2 separate regions of the Homo sapiens genome follow, and region 2 is linked to region 1. Evidence: read pairs that join two places in POLR2A ChIA-PET (ENCODE). Cell type or tissue: CD4-positive, alpha-beta T cell. All regions are shown on one strand.

Region 1 (8,000 bases):
TTTCTGTGATGGGTAACTATTCAACACTTGAAATATGACAAAGGAACTAAATTTTTATTTTTATTTACATTTAATTAATTTAAATTCACATAACTACATGTGGCTAGTGGCTTATTATGTTAGAGCAGTTCTAGGACAATGCTGTTCCCAAATCACTTCCACCACTCCCTGGTCAATAATAGTTCCAAACTTCCTAACTACTAAATCCTGCACAGTATTATTACATAGAGGGTAGTGTAGTAATTTGATAGACTTGGGTCCAAATCCTACCTCTCTCACCATCCTACCTTGAACACATCAGTTCTTTAAATGCACATAACACACTTCACACAGTGCCTGGTATTTAAATGTCCAATAAATGGTAGCGATTATCAGTAATGATAAAACAGTGCTTTTACCTGGCTCTAAAGCCCTCTACAATGTGAACCAGTTTTCCACATTTTTTCAGTCTCACTCCAAGATTCCCCACATACTGTACATGCCCAGCTCTATGCAATGGCATCCTGCCCTGCCCTCCTGTCCACAGTGGCTTCTAGTAACAGAAACTTGACCTTTCAAAATGAAGCCACTTCCCATATCTTCAGTACACTTTGATCTCTAACATTTCTAAATGCCCTATTGTAAATCCAGTTAGCATCCTAAGATTTAACACTTAGTTGCAGCTAACTATTCCAACTAACTGATTGCATTTCTCAAGACTAACTTCTGGGAAGCCAGAGATCAGGTGTTTTATCTTCAAAGCTCTCCCAAATACCAAAGTACAGAGCTTGGGCTCAGTGACTGTTCAATGTGCAATGCTGTCCTATTCCAAAAAAGGGTAGGAGACACTATGGGGACAAAGCCCAAATCAAACTATCTAGCCATAAAGCCAGGGTCATAGCCTAAATCTAACCCTAACACAGGGGTTATGACTTTGAAGGTAGAAAAAAAGTTGGACTGAAGTGAAAGATGAGAAAGAAGGATGAGAATATTCAAGGGAGAACAAGCACACTTTAAGAATAACCTGGCTGGGCGCAGTGTCTCACGCCTGTAATCCCAGCACTTTGGGAGGCCAAGGCAGGTGGATCACTTGAGGCCAGGAGTTGGGAGACAAGCCTGCCTAACATAGCAAAACCTCATCTCTACTAAAAACACAAAAATTAGCTGGGTGTGGCGGCACATGCCTATAAGTCCCAGCTACTCGGGAGGCTGAGGTATGAGAATCACTTGAACCTGGGAGGCGAAGACTGAAGCGAGCCGAGATCGAGCCACTGCACTCCATCCTGGGCAGCAGAGCAAGAGTCTGTCTCAAAAAAAAAAAAAAAACAAAAAAAAACAAACCCAAGGCTGGGCGCAGTGACTCATGCCTGTAAATCCCAACATTTTGGAAGACTGAGGCAGGTGAATCACTTGAGGTCAGGAGTTCCAGACCAGCCTGGCCAATATGGTGAAACCCCGTCTCTACTAAAATACAAAAATTAGCCGGACGTGGTGGCGCACGCCTGTTAATCCCAGCTACTCAGCAGGCTGAGGCAGGTGAACCACTTAAACCCAGAAGGCAGAAGCTGCAGCGAGCGGAGATTGTGCCACCGCACTCCAGCCTGGGCAACAGAGTGGGACTCTGTCTCAAAAAAAAAAAAAAAAAAAAGGTTTATACCAGAGAGAATTTCAGAACTGCAGGGGCATCCTCATATACACTGCTTAAAAACAAAAGGCTAAGGACAAGTCACCTTTTCCTCTCTCACACGGAGGCCTGCGCTCCCAATTGAGTACAGCTACTTACATGGGGGCTATAAAGGGTTCAAGGAATGTCCCACCTCAACTTTAGGAAATCTTTGTAGACCAAAAATAAATGTACATCAAAGAAATTTTTATTCTAAAAATAAAATTAATATGCTTTCTTTTTCTGGTCGTCAGATTTTTGACTCCCTCCCATCACAAAAGGCTTATGATCAACAGAATATGCAGCTTATTTGGCAAACTAAATATATATTCAGTTCAAACAATCAGATTATTCTGATCTCATGTAAAAGTTAGACATCTGCTCAAATCAGAAGGGGAGGTGAGCAGGGACATAACTCACACTTATGACATTTAAAACCATCGTGAAATATTTGTGATTTGCAGTTACAGATGAAATGCCATCTCCCAATCTCTCGTAACAGAGAAGGGGCCTTAAATATTCACTAATCAGTTTTATTGGAAAGTAGCAATTTCAGACCAGAAAAATCCCTACATGCAAGATACAAAAGCCAGTATCAGCAGTCTGCAGGCACAAGGCAGGGGATGGAAACTCCAAACCCTAGCTGCAAAAAGCCAGAGATTCCACTCTGGGAAAGACAGAGGAAATCCTTTCAATGGGAAACCACAGGAGTAGATTACTGTGATTACACTTCAAAAGCAAAGGCTCTGCCACAGAGACACATAATTGAGAGGAAAATGCTGCCCCTTGATCAGCAAAGTCGGGCCCCCTGCTATATACTCTCCTGCATTCATAAAAAATAAAAATAAAAAAGGGGGAAAGAGCCATAAGAAAACTCCTCATCTCCATCTACCACTTACCACCTCCTTCCAGATCACTGGCCATGTTATAAACTGCCTGCCAAATGAAATGTATCAAAAGATGCAGTTTAGGGGCATCAAAGGCAAGGATGCCTAGCAGCTTGTCCTTCCGAATATATTCAGAACAAACAGCTAGCAGACAGACCCCTTGCATAGGGAGTTCCCCTGCTCCAAGCCAATAGAATTACAAGACCCTCCAGACTAGCTGGCTACTGGAACCTCTTACAACTTCTTATTGCATCAAGGAAAACCAAAATGACCCCCAAAAACGGCTGAAATAACAGACTAGACTTTTAAGGTAGACCTGGGCTGAATGTCTTATAACCCAAAGTAACCACTTTGTGAAACTCACAGATTAAAATAGCTGCAAATTCTCCATCTGACCATGACCGAGGAGAGAGCAGAGAAGACAGAGCCAAGAACTCAAAACTTCTAAGCAGAGATATACCATTCACAAAAATGTACCACCCGTGGCAGTGGCACCAGGAAAGAGAAACTTCATAATTTTATTTAAATAAAAGTCCAACTGAGGAAAGCTCCAGTTCCAATCCAAGGAAATAGAAAGAAGTGACCAGGCGGCAACCCTAAGGAGCTAAATTTAGTACTCAACAGTGCCAAGGGCCAGCAAGAATAAGAACAGAGAGGGTTGGGCCAGGAGCTGCCAAAAAGGTGTCCATCAGAGAGGAGAAGTCTTGACCACTACTCATTTTATCATCCTAAATGCTAACTAGTTGGGGCTAGTGTAAACCTAGAGCTATAACCTTGGCTTTTGGACATTTAAGTATTATTACTCCTTGTGCTTTCAATTTATTCCTGGCTAGATTTGTTATATGACTTTTAATAATAATAATTAAAAAAATGCATCCCTGGCTCTTTAACCAAAAGAACCCCCCTAATTGATTCCCACAGTAATTAACCTGCATTTTACCTCAGAGAGCGGTAGTTAAGGAAGTCGGCACTGCTATTTATAACTCATCTCAAATTGAGGGCAGACTGCCTAAAATCTAACACATCCCAGCTGTACTCCTGTTTGAACTGGGGCCAAGGGAATTTTTTAAAGCAATCTTGGCACCGAATGAATGACACCAACAGTATGAGAGCGCGAGTGGTTGTGTTGTGGTGACGTAGCATTGGAGGTGGAATGGAGAGGGGGGCCAGTGTACTGTGATCCCTCTGGTGCATGCCTGCTGCTTGCTGAGTCCCAGTACAGTAAGCTGGGAACCGCCCACTGAGAGCCAAACACAGGAAAAGGCTTTTCCTGTGGAACGCCTTGAAGTGAGAAACACATGGCTAATCTGCATAAACTCGAAGCCACACCGCCCCTGCCAGGAAGGTTAGTGCTCGTAATCTCTGGCCATGAAGCTGGCTGCCTGGGAGGACTTGGACTGGCGCCTGATAACCCAGAAAGAGCCGAGAGAACAGATGGGTAAGGACCCCAGCAGAAAACAGCCCCAGGTCACATGACTCGCCACATGGCCCCGCCAGCACAAACTATTGTCTGGCTTCAGAGCTCCCTATACAAAGGCACCCCGTCCTCCGCTTCCTGTGATTCCAGGGACAGGCGACAGCTGTTGATCCAGTTCCAGTATGGGACCCTCCCCTGTGATAGGGCATTCCAGGCAGGGGCAAGTGTAAAAATTAAGGCCTCTCCCAACCAACAGCTTTCAGCTTCCTGCCAGCTGCACGTGGCTCACTTAGATCTCAGGAGTAATATCTTAGGACAGACTAGGCTTCCACCAAAAAAATCACCCTATGTACCCTGGTACATAAAATGACCAGCATAAATCATTCTCATTGTCCCTTCTCTCCCCAGCCAGACAACTGTATCTAACGCCCCTTATCCTGTCTTTTCTATATCCCCTAGTATTTCAGACCTTCTTTGAAGACTAGTCAAGAACCCCTAGCCCCCAATTGAGGAGAAATTGTCCAGAAACATGTTTGTCTTAGTTTTACTCCTAGACCCCGCCTCCTAAAATAAGGAGACTACCTTCATCTTGTTTTAAATAGTGGGGAAACATGACTTTTTATATGACCTAGGACAATAAGAGATTTCTAACCTCCTATTTGGCCTCAACAGAGACAACACTAAAGATTTCCTGAAGCCAAGCTGATGACAGGAAAATAAAAAAATCTCATTAGATTATACCAACACCTGTCACAGGGAATCAAACCCACTCAGCCTATGATTCTCTTCATTCATAACCTAGGAACCATAACTCAGTTTTCTACTTCACAATTCCTTCATTCTAGTTCATTCAAGTTCTAAACAAACTGACCATCTGCCTTTGGTGAGAGAGGAATCAACAACTAGTTTGCAACTACCACTCCCCAAAAAAGTTTTGTTTTTTAAAAATTCTTTCAAACTTCCATAAATTTCCAAGTGGAATAAAAATTGGCCAGACGCAGTGACTCACGCATGTAATCCCAACACGTTGGGTGGCCAAGGCGGCAGATCGCCTGAGGTCAGGAGCTTGAGACCAGGCTGGCCAACATGGTGAAACCCCGTCTCTACTAAAAATACCAAAATTAGCCTGGCATGGTGGCACGTGCCTGTAATCCCAGCTACTCGGGAGGCTGAGGCAGGAGAATCGCTTGAACCTGGGAGGCAGAGGTTGTAGTGAGCAGAGATCACACCACTGCACTCCAGCCTGGGTGACAGAGCAAGGCTCTATCTTGAAAACAAACAAAAAAAACCACCACAAAAATCAGTGAAAAGTTCTATCTACCCCATTCTGCTTACAGAAACCATTCTAGAAGATCAGACACATTCCCCTTTGCAGACTTAGCCCATTCCAATGATATCCCCTGAAGCACTAGCCTGATCAAACCTCCAGGAAGGCGCTTGCAACCAGATGTCAAACCAAGAACATCTAGAAAGTGATGTAAAACAAGACAAAGGCCTCATTCTCTTCTGGGCTTAGAGATATATAGACTACCATATCTCTATCCTTCCAGACCAGAAGATAAGAGAAAACTCACTAAGGTTAGAAGAAGGAGACCAAAAGGGGAAGAGTCATTGAATCATGTAGCAAAACTCAATCAGATTATGAGAAACAACCATAATAACCACCTCACAGCTGTCTACCAAAAAGAGGCATGCCAGAAAAACCACAACCAAGTGACTGATGCTTCTTCACTTCTTTGGCACCAGAAAGGGCCCTTCAAATAAAGCAGCTACAGCATCAAACTAATGAATCCCAACAAATGATAAGTCCTTCTCTCTTCATCCAGGGCACTTTCATTAGCCACATTTTCCATAACAGGTGGCTATCATCATTTCCAGAGAAAATGCTCTTCCTAAAATGATGAAGATCACTTTTTCCTAAGACTAAACTTAACCAATTTCTCCCTATTTCAAACAAATTACAAAAGCCACTAAGGAAACCAAGTAACTTCTCTGGAAAAAATCCTTTCAGGTACTGCTTAAAACCAAGGGTTGCCAGGCGCGGTGGCTCACGCCTGTAATCCCAGCACTTTGGGAGGCCGAGGAGGGCGGATCATGAGTTCGAGACCAGCCTGGCCAATATGGTGAAACCTGGTCTCTACTGAAAATACAAATATTAGCCGGGTGTGATGGCACGCGCCTGTAGTCCCAGCTACTTGGGAGGCTGAGGCAGGAGAATCACTTGAACCTGGGAGGTGGAGGTCACAGTGAGCCGAGATCGCACCACTGCACTCCAGCCTGGGTGACAGAGTGAGACTCGGTCTCAAAACAAAAACAAAAACAAAAACAAACCAGGGTGACCAAAACAATAGTAAGACCCCAAGAAAACTATGAAACAAGAACCAAAATGTCATCTCATAAAATTAAACGTCCCCTTCTTTACAACTTTTTATCTCAAAAGGCAGCAGTACAACCAGGTGCAAAGAGCAGTAAACTGAGAGGCAGTAAGTACATCTGGGGTCCAATCCCAGTTCTCAGACCAACTTCCTGAGGGAGTGGTCAAGACAATCAACCAGGTTGAACCTCAACCTCCTCAGCTACTCAATCCAATTCTACCCTCCAGATTCTTAATTAGCAGGTCTGGGATGGGGGCCGGGCCAGGAATCTTTTTTTTTTTTTCTTTTGAGACAGGGTGTCTCAATCTGTCACCCCGGCTGGAGTGCAGTGGTGCAATCATGGCCCACTGCAGCCTCAACCTCCTATCCTGGGCTCAGGTGATCCTCCCACCTCAGCCTCCTGAGTAGCTGGGACTATAAGCACATGCCATCATAGCCAGTTTTTGTAGAGATGGGGTTTCACCATGTTCCCAGGCTGTTCTTCAACTCCTAAGCTCAAGTGATCTGCCAGCTTCAGCCTCCCAAAGTGCTGGGATTATAGGCATGAGCCACTGCGCCCAGCCAGGAATCTGTATTTTTAATCTTAAGAGAGTCTCGTATCCAGTCTGGGAGCATTTGGGCTACATGCCCAAAGGTTAACTGACAATCAAATAAATTAAGGTTGTACCTTTTTTTTTTTTTTGAGATGGAGTCTTGTTTGCTCTGTCGCCCATGCTGGAGTGCAATGACGCCATCTCAGCTCACTGCAACCTCCACCTCCCGGTTTCATGTGATTCTCCTGCCACAGTCACCCTAGCAGTTGGGATTACAGACCTGTGCCACCAGGGCCTGCTAATTTTTTTATTTTTGGTAAAGACAGGATTTCATCATGTTGGCCAATCTGGAAGGTTGTACCTTTTTTTTTTTTTTCGAGACAGAGCCTCGCTCTGTCACCAGGCTGGAGTGCAGTGCGTGACCTCGGCTGACTCCAACTTATGCCTCTCGGGTTCAAGCAATTCTCCTACCTCAACCTCCTGAGTAGCTGAGATTACAGGTGCATGCCACCATGCCCGGCTAATTTTTGTATTTTTAGTAGCAACGGGGTTTCACCATGTTGGTCAGGCTGGTCTCAAACACCTGACCTCGTGATCCACCTGCCTCAGCCTCCCAAAGTGCTGGGATTACAGGTGTGAGCCACCACGCCCAGCCCAGTTGTACCTTTTTTTTTTTTTTTTTTTGAGACGGACTTTCACTTTTGTTGCCCAGGCTAGAGTGTAATGGCGCGATCTCGGCTCATTGCAACTTCTGCCTCCCGGGTTCAAGCAATTCTCCTGTCTCAGCCTCCCGAGTAGCTGGGATTACAGGCGCATGTCACCATGCCCGGCTAATTTTTGTATTTTTAGTAGAGACGGGTTTTCATCACATTGGTCAGGCTGGTCTCCAACTCCTGACCTCAGGTGATCTGCCCGCCTCAGCCTCCCAAAGTGCTGGGATTACAGGCGTGAGCCACTGTGCCCGGCCTCAGTTGTACCTTTTTAAAAAGAAAAAAAAAAAAAGTATAGAGTTTCACACCACTTTAAGCAAGTCACTTCATCCCTTGGCACCAGAATCATCTTTAAACAGGGATTAAAAACTGTTTAACAAAAATATGAGACAGTTCAAACGATAAGTATGTGAAATGCCTGTTATAGTGCAAATCC
Region 2 (8,000 bases), 220 kb before region 1:
GCCGAGAAATTGATGTGCTCATCTTCAAGAAGCTGACAGAGCTGTTCAGCGTACACCAGATCGATGAGCTGGCCAAGTGCACATCAGACACTGTGTTCCTGGAGAAGACCAGTAAGATCTCGGACCTTATCAGCAGCATCACGCAGGACTACCACCTGGATGAGCAGGATGCTGAGGGCCGCCTGGTACGCGGCATCATTCGCATTAGTACCCGAAAGAGCCGTGCTCGCCCACAGACCTCGGAGGGTCGTTCAACTCGGGCTGCTGCCCCAACCGCTGCTGCCCCTGACAGTGGCCATGAGACCATGGTGGGCTCAGGTCTCAGCCAGGATGGTAGGTGGGGGCCCCATGGGGCTGAGGGGCAGAGTAGGGGAGGCTCTGGCCAGGGGAGGGTTGGAATGGGGTCTTTAGTCACTGTGGGTCTACCCCTCAGCCAGTCCCTGCCTTTCCTCCTCCTTTCTGTCAACTCTTGCATCCCCTCTCCCCAGCTCCCACTCTGGCCCTTCCTGGTGAGGTCCGAGCAAGGCTGAGAGAAGCATGCAGACCCTGGGAGAGCTCTCTGGCCATCGCTGCTGTCCCCAGAAAGGTCAAGGTTCCCTCTGCATTCAACAAGTTTACCCAAAAGGCTCCTCTCCTCTGCTGTCTCCTGCCAGAGTAGCTTCTAGGCCTGGTCTGGTGAACAGGACCTAGGGACCCACATGAATTTGGGCCTCTGACCTGTTCTGGGCTAACCAAAACTCCCACTCATCCATCACTCTGCGCATGCACACGTTGTCTATGTCTCTGTCTTTAAGCATTATTTTTCTAGCCCTGCCCAGGAGTGAGTGGCTCCTCCCTCATCGGGCTGGGAACAGAAGTAGGAAATAGGGTTGAAAGAACGTGCTAATGACCACTGCTTGCCTCACGTTCCCTCCCTAGAGCTGACAGTGCAGATCTCCCAGGAGACGACTGCAGATGCCATCGCCCGGAAGCTGAGGCCTTATGGAGCTCCAGGTGTGGTCTTGACCTAATGAGGGGTGTGGAGGGTGGGGGACTACCCTAGGGGCCCCTCACCTGCTGCTCTCCCAGCTTTCTTTTGGGGTGATGAGGATGACATCAAAAAGGGACGGGGACCTAAGCAGCCACAGACCTGTCTCCATCTAGCAAGCTGGCTTAAAGTGGGTGCAGGTGCCCAGAACAGGCAAGCTGAAAGTGATCAGACCCCAACCTTCAAGCCCAGATGACTAGGAAAGTAGTGGGTGGGGAGCCATCCAGCATGGTGCTGGAAAGACACCCGTGTGGTTCTGTTGCGGTCTTCTTGCCCTTGACAACAACCCCCTGGGAGTGGAATCATTATCCTTTTACAGAAAGGGAGGCTAGGGCTCAGAGAGGTCAATAAACTGAGTGGGTCATCCAGCCAGGATCAGACTGACCCAGGCTCAAGTCCCACTCTGCTCCTTCTCAGCAGGCTTCTCCCTGGTCATGGGATCTGGATGAGCTCCTTCCCCTGAGCCTGTTTCCTCCTCTCCTCTCCTTCCTACCAGGGTACCCAGCAAGCCATGACTCATCCTTCCAGGGCACCGACACAGACTCGTCGGGGGCACCCTTGCTCCAGGTGTACTGCTAACCCCTGCCAGGCCCAGCTGCCACACCCTTTCTGGGAGAAGCATGGCCTACAGAATGAAGAGGGGGACCAGGAACCCCTGTGGGAGAGGCTTAGACCTGAAGCAGTGCCCACTCTGGCTCCTCCTGCCTTGGCTGACTGGGTTCCTGGACCATGTGCATTTCACTGGGCCATGGGATCTACATCTCCTTGCATCCCCAGCTGGTCTGATCCCTGCCAGGGCCCCTTCCTTCCTGCTCATGGTCTTCAGGTGGCCTGATCATGGAAAGTAAGGAGTTAGGCATTACCTTCTGGGAGTGAACCCTGACTCCATCCCCCTATTGCCACCCTAACCAATCATGCAAACTTCTCCCTCCCTGGGGTAATTCAACAGTTAAAAGAAGCTTATCTTAAATGTATTGTATTGGGGGGTGGGCAGGGCCCACTCTATGTTATGTTAAGGAGTTGGTTCTGGTTCTTGGCTGATGTTCTGTATCTTAACATGACCACAGTTTGTAAGTACAAAGGTAATTGGTATCTGCCTGCTTTCTTGGCTGTCCTTTCTCTCCCATCTGCCTCACTTAACTGCTGCCCAGAGCAGGAGACAGGATATGTGTCCAGCCTGGCTTAGTGCCCTGCAGTTAAAGTAGGAAGGATAAAATGGGAGTAATGCTGCCCCCATTTCAGGTTCACTGTGAGTTCCAGGAGATAAAGAACCAAGCACAGAGTCTGTGCCTGAGAAAGGTTGGATAAATGGTTTCTGACATTGTTTGAGAGGTTCTTCTAGGGAGGCCTGTCCGAACTGCCTCTGCTCTCCCAGTCCACTGCCTGCAGGCTGGCCTGCTTCTGCCCAGCCCACAGTTTCCCCAAAGCCTTGATCATTTGTTGGCCCTACCCAGCCTTGGACCTGCTGCTCCCCTTCCACTCTCTCTGTGGTAGTAACAGAGCACTGTGGTTTTTTTTTTTTTTTTTTTTTTTTTGAGATGGAGTTTTTGCTCTTGTTGCCCAAGCTGCTGGAGTGCAATGGCACAATCTTGGCTCACTGCAACCTCCGCCTCTCGGGTTCAAGCGATTCTTCTAACTTAGCCTCCCGAGCAGTTGGGATTACAGGCATGCGCCACCACGCACAAATAATTTTGTATTTTTTAGTAGAGACAGGGTTTCTCCATGTTGGTCAGGCTGGTCTCGAACTCCTGACCTCAGGTGATCCGCCCGCCTCGGCCTCCCAAAGTGCCGGGATTAGAGGCGTGAGCCACCGCGCCTGGCCAGCACTGTGGTTTTCACCAGTATCTTCTTGGCCTCTCCAATAACGTTGGAGAAAGGACATTATTCTTTCACAGAGAGGAAACGTGGGGCTCACAGTGAGGTCAAGGAACTTAGTGGGACACGCAGTTAGTAACTGTGGCTCTGGCCTTGCTGGGGCAGATGCAGAATCCCTTCATTAGGTAGCAGAGCCCAGATGAGTTCAGAAGGATCCTACTTGGCTGCTCCTCACACACAGGCTTATCTACTGGTCCTCTTTCAGCAGAGAGGCCGGGGCAGGCCCACCAGCCCATTCTTAATTAACAAACAAGCTAGAAAGTGTTGAGGATCCCCCCACTCCAGCTCCCATCTGACCTGCTGCCCCCACCGCCCTTTTTATTGTTCCGAAAGGCACCCTTTGGAAAGTAACTACTAGACAAATTGTACTTGTTTGTCCAGTTTCCTAAGGGAAACAGGATGATCTCTCAGGGCTATGAACATAGGGTTCAGTTCTAACTCCAGGCTCTGCTGTCGCATCCGGGTCAAGGCCTCCAAAAGATTAAAATGACCACGGGGCAGAACAGGAGTACAGAGCGGTAGAGTGACACCACGAACCAAGCCTCAGCCCTAGAGCACCATTTTCCAAACCTAGCCTTTTAAACCATTATTTGCATTCCCAGGAAAAAAAAAAAGGTTTAGCAAGTTTGGAAAACAGACAAAGCTATGTACTGCATAGCCTCTCTGAAATCTTTAACAAGCTATTCTGAATTTTTTTTTTCCCCGAGACAGAGTCTCGCTCTATTGCCCAGGCTGGAGTGCAGTGGCACGATCTTGGCTCGCCACAACCTCAGCCTCCCAGGTTCAAGTGATTCGCCTGCCTCAGCCTCCCAAGTAGCTGTGATTACAGGCACGTGCCACCACACCCAGCTTTTTCTTTTCTTTTTGGAGACGGAGTCTCACTCTGTTGCTCAGGCTGGAGTGCAGTGGCGCGATATCTGCTCACTGCAAGCTCCACCTCCTGGGTTCACACCATTCTCCTGCCTCAGCCTCCCAAGTAGCTGGGACTACAGGCGCCCGCCACCACACCCGGCTAATTTTTTGTATTTTTAGTAGAGACAGGGTTTCACCATGTTAGCCAGGATGGTCTCGATCTCCTGACCTTGTGGTCCACCCACCTTGGCCTCCCAAAGTGCTGGGATTACAGGCCTGGGCCACCGCACCCGGCCAACACCCAGCTAACTTTTTATATTTTTGGCAGAAATGGAGTTTCTCCATGTTGGCCAGGCTGGTTTCGAACTCCTGACGTCAAGTGATCTGCCTGCCTTGGCCTCCCAAAGTGCTGGGATTACAGGCGTGAGCTACTGTGCCCAGCTATTCTCAAATTCTAAAAAAAACATCTGTGTTCCAGAAATTTAGGAGCCAAAGAACTAAGCACTCACAGCAAGTCAACCTAGACATTCTTGCTATAACCTCTGTGGCCCAAGCATTCTGACCTCCACTCTCTAGCCAAAGTGGGGCAGGGGTCAGCTCTGTGGGCTGGATCTGAGCAAAGGGGAGCACCTCTTCAGCCCTGGGAGCTGGCTTTGAGAAGGCCTAGAATCTGCAGAGGTCCAGGTCTGAGATACAAACAATGGAGCCTCACTGGACTTTACTCTGTCCTCCTGGTAAGGTCCCTGTACCACACACACCAGATCTGAGGCCTGAGCTGTCCTCCTGGTACCCCTCCCCTGAGCCAGGCAGTGTCACCTTGGCCCTTGCTGCTCTTCTGCCCTGGGACACAATAGTCTCTAGTTTCAAGAATACTTGATTCACGGCTAGAGGGCAGACCCGCTGCAGTGGGAAGTAAAAATCAGATCAACAAGTCCAGCGGTCTTAAAACTTTTTTGGGTCATGCGCCCCTTTGAGAATCTGACATGTGTTCTGGTCTCTGTAGCCAGAAAAACTCAACCTTTGCTCAGAAACATACATAGACTAAAAGCCTTGTTTTATTTATTTATTTTTTTGAGATGGAGTCTCTGTCACCCATGCTGGAGTGAAGTAGTGCAATCTCGGCTCACTGCAACCTCCGCCACCCGGGTTCAAGCGATTCTCCTGCCTCAGCCTCCCGAGTAGCTGGGATTACAGGTGTGCACCACCACACCCGGCTAATTTTTGTATTTTTAGTAGAGACTGGGTTTCTCCATGTTGGCCAAGCTGGTCTCAAACTCCTGACATCAGGTGATCTGCTCCCCTCAGCCTCCCAAAGTGCTGGGATTACAGACATGAACCATCACACCCGGCCAAGCCTTGTTTTAATCTTTAAGTAATGAGAAACTGAGGCCCAGAGAGGGGCAAGGATGTGCCCTAGGTCACATGGCAGAATCTGGGCTAGAAGCCAAACTCCCAGTTCCCAGCAGCAGCCGTAAGAGGCCTGTGCCCCAGAGAAAGGCCAGAGGCAAGAGAGGACACAGAAGGAGCTGGGCAAATCGTTTTAATGTGTAACAGTAGGCCAACTGGGGAGGACAAGGTCCCAAGACCCAGCCTTTCTCCTGATGCCCCGGGACCTGTGTGCCTGGGCCAGTCCCATGCCTGCCCCAAGCCCTGAGGCCCACAAGTCCCAGAGAAGAGTGGGAAAGAAAGTTGGGTGGTTGCAGCTCAGCCCCAAGAGTTCAGGGAGGAAAAAACAGGGGCTAGTTGAATTTAGCCTTGGAAAAATCCATCTCCGGATGTTGATCCATGAACCTGGAGAAACGGAAGCAAGATGAAACAGCTCATCCTTCTCTTCTAAAGCTGTCCCTTCTCCCAGCACCCCCGTGTCAAGTCTAATCTCTTTAGACCTCAGCAACACCAAGCCAGGCTGGGCAGGAGCAGGGCCCAGGGTATCTGAGACGCATTTGAGTCCCGAGGCTGGAAGCTGAGGCACCAACACTGGCATTGTTTTCCTGTAGGTGGCAATGACCGCCTGTTACCCCTTCCCTCCTATCATGCACCATGAGCCGGCCTTGCCCTCAAGATGACCTCAGCAAATGACAAGAGTAGGCAAGCCAAAGCCATAAAGCCATAAACATGGCTGGAAAGGGGGCAGGGCAGCTCCTGAGGCAGCGCAGTGATCCACTCACTGCTGTCACCGAAGTCTAAGCCCCCAGGCACCCACGGTCCCCCAACCCCGTCTCTGAATTGCTCACTTCTTCAGAATCTCCTGTTTCTTCTGTTCGTCTGAAGTTGGCAGCCCCATGGACTTCTGTCGCTGGTCATACATCATCTTTTCCACCATGCTGCGAGTCTCACTGTCCAGGTCTGACAGCTGAGGGCAGGCAGTGACAGGAATCGGTGAAGCTCTGGAAACAACGAGGCCCCTCACCTTCCTGCTGAAGCTCCCCCAACCAGCCAGGGCTCACCTTGGAATTCTCAGGGTTAATCTTCTTGGTGTTGATCTCAGGGTCACTGGACACCAAGCGGCTCCACCACTCCATCTTATTGATCTGTGAAGAGAACAACCAGAGGGTGGGAGGTGGCCTGCTCTGTGCACCAGGAATCACCCCTTAACCCTTTCACAACCAAACTCTCTCCCATCCACATCCTGCACCTGAGACCCTTGCAGGCCTACACTGGATCCAGAGGTACAAGACTGTGCCCTTCCTGCAGCTAGGGGAGACACAGAGGCAAAGAGTTACAAATCAGTGTGATAAGGGAAAGAAGAAAGCAGAAAGGGAGATATTCATCCAGGGTGGAGGGAGAAAAGTTTGAAAGTGACACTCGGGCTGAGTCTTAAGACACAAAGCAGTATTCCAGATTTAAAATGGGAAGAAAATAAATATATATATTTTTTGAGATGGAGTCTTGTTCTTCTTGTCCAGGCTGGAGTGCTGTGGCACCATCTCGGCTCACTGCAACCTCTGCCTCCCGGGTTCAAGCAATTCTCCGGCCTCAGCCTCCCGAGTAACTGGGATTATAGGCATGCACCACCACACCTGGCTAATTTTTGTATTTTTAGTAGAGACGGGGCTTCACCATATTGGGCCAGGCTGGTCTCAAACTCCTGACCTCAGATGATCTGCCTGCCTCAGTCTCCCAAAGTGTTGGGATTACAGGTGTGAGCCACCATGTGCAGTGGTGCAGTCAGCTCACTGCAACCTCCACCTCCTGGGTTCAAGCGATTCTCCTGCCTCAGACTCCCAAGTAGCTGGGATTACAGGCGCCCACCACCATGCCCAGCTAATTTTTTGTATTTTTATTAGAGATGGGGTTTGCCATCTTGGCCAGGCTGGTCTCAAACTCCTGACCTCGTGATCTGCCCACCTCAGCCTCCCAAAGCGCTAGGATTACAGGCATGAGCTACCACGCCCAGCCAGAAAAAGTTTTTAAGCAGGGAAGTGCCAGGTGCAGTGGCTCCTACCTGTAATCCCAACACTTTGGGAAGCCAAGGCAGGAAGATCCCTTGAGCCCAGGAGTTTCAGACCAGCCTGGGCAACATGAGACCCTGTCTTTACAAAAAACATTTAAAAATTAGCCAGGTAGGGTGGCGCTCGCAGTTACTCAGGAAGCTGAGGTGGGAGGGTCGTTTGAGCCCGGGAGGTCAAGGCTGCAGTAAGCCGTGATTGCGCCACTGCATTCCAGCCTGGGTGAGAACAAGACCCTGTCTCAAAAAATAAAAAATAAATTTAAAAGGCAGGGAAAGGGCTGGGCATGGTGGCTCACACCTGTAATCCCAGCACTTTGGGAGGCCGAGGTGGGCGGATCACAAGGTCAGGAGATCGAGACCATCCTGGCTAACACGGTGAAACCCTGTCTCTACTAAAAAATAGAAAACAAAACAGACAAAAAAAAAAATACAGGCATGGTGGCGGGCGCCTGTAGTCCCAGCTACACTGGAGGCTGAAGCAGGAGAATGGCATGAACCCAGGAGGCGGAGCTCGCAGTGAGCCGAGATCGCGCCACTGCACTCCAGCCTGGGCGACAAAGCAAGTGCAGAGGCATGGAGGGGTGAGTGAGTGAAGGCAGCCAGTGCCAGTCGGACAGGCTGTTACAGGGTCTTATGTGCCCTGGGAAGTTCTCCTCAGACCCTTGGCCCTTTTCAGACCACCTTTATTTACTGATCTCTGTGTCCTACCTCTCTGTAAAGGCAGTGAGGTTGAGAATGAAGGCTTCCTGAGGGCACATATTTTCCTATGTTTTGTTCACTGTTCTCTTTCCAGCA

The links. Peaks named below come from ENCODE experiments on the same cell type or tissue, not always from the same donor. Only the 100,000 strongest peaks of a DNase experiment are listed, where the experiment ranks them.
Region 2: POLR2A ChIA-PET joins it to region 1 with 8 read pairs; 2 of 35 experiments call an interaction of 5 or more read pairs at or near these places.

The regions. Positions count from the first base shown.
Region 1 is chr1:26,719,480-26,727,479 of GRCh38, reverse strand. The region is part of intron 1 of ARID1A (AT-rich interaction domain 1A); the gene reads right to left. Among named protein-coding and RNA genes, the nearest start is that of ARID1A, 27 kb to the right of the region's middle. RefSeq lists enhancers at 1,511-2,090, 2,091-2,670, 2,671-3,250, 3,066-4,351, 3,139-4,380 and 2 more. In CD4-positive, alpha-beta T cell, no CTCF peak of the experiment used is centred here; DNase peaks (open chromatin) are centred at 3,679 and 5,629; H3K4me3 peaks cover 609 bases; H3K27ac peaks cover 934 bases.
Region 2 is chr1:26,943,675-26,951,674 of GRCh38, reverse strand. It overlaps NUDC (nuclear distribution C, dynein complex regulator), which reads right to left. Exons shown (of 9, transcript NM_006600.4): 7 at 6,202-6,285; 8 at 5,989-6,107; 9 at 4,804-5,545. The coding sequence ends at 5,494. It overlaps KDF1 (keratinocyte differentiation factor 1), which reads left to right. Exons shown (of 4, transcript NM_152365.3): 2 at 1-333; 3 at 919-993; 4 at 1,524-2,113. The coding sequence ends at 1,606. Among named protein-coding and RNA genes, the nearest start is that of KDF1, 13 kb to the left of the region's middle. RefSeq lists a silencer at 3,143-3,437. In CD4-positive, alpha-beta T cell, no CTCF peak of the experiment used is centred here; no DNase peak of the experiment used is centred here.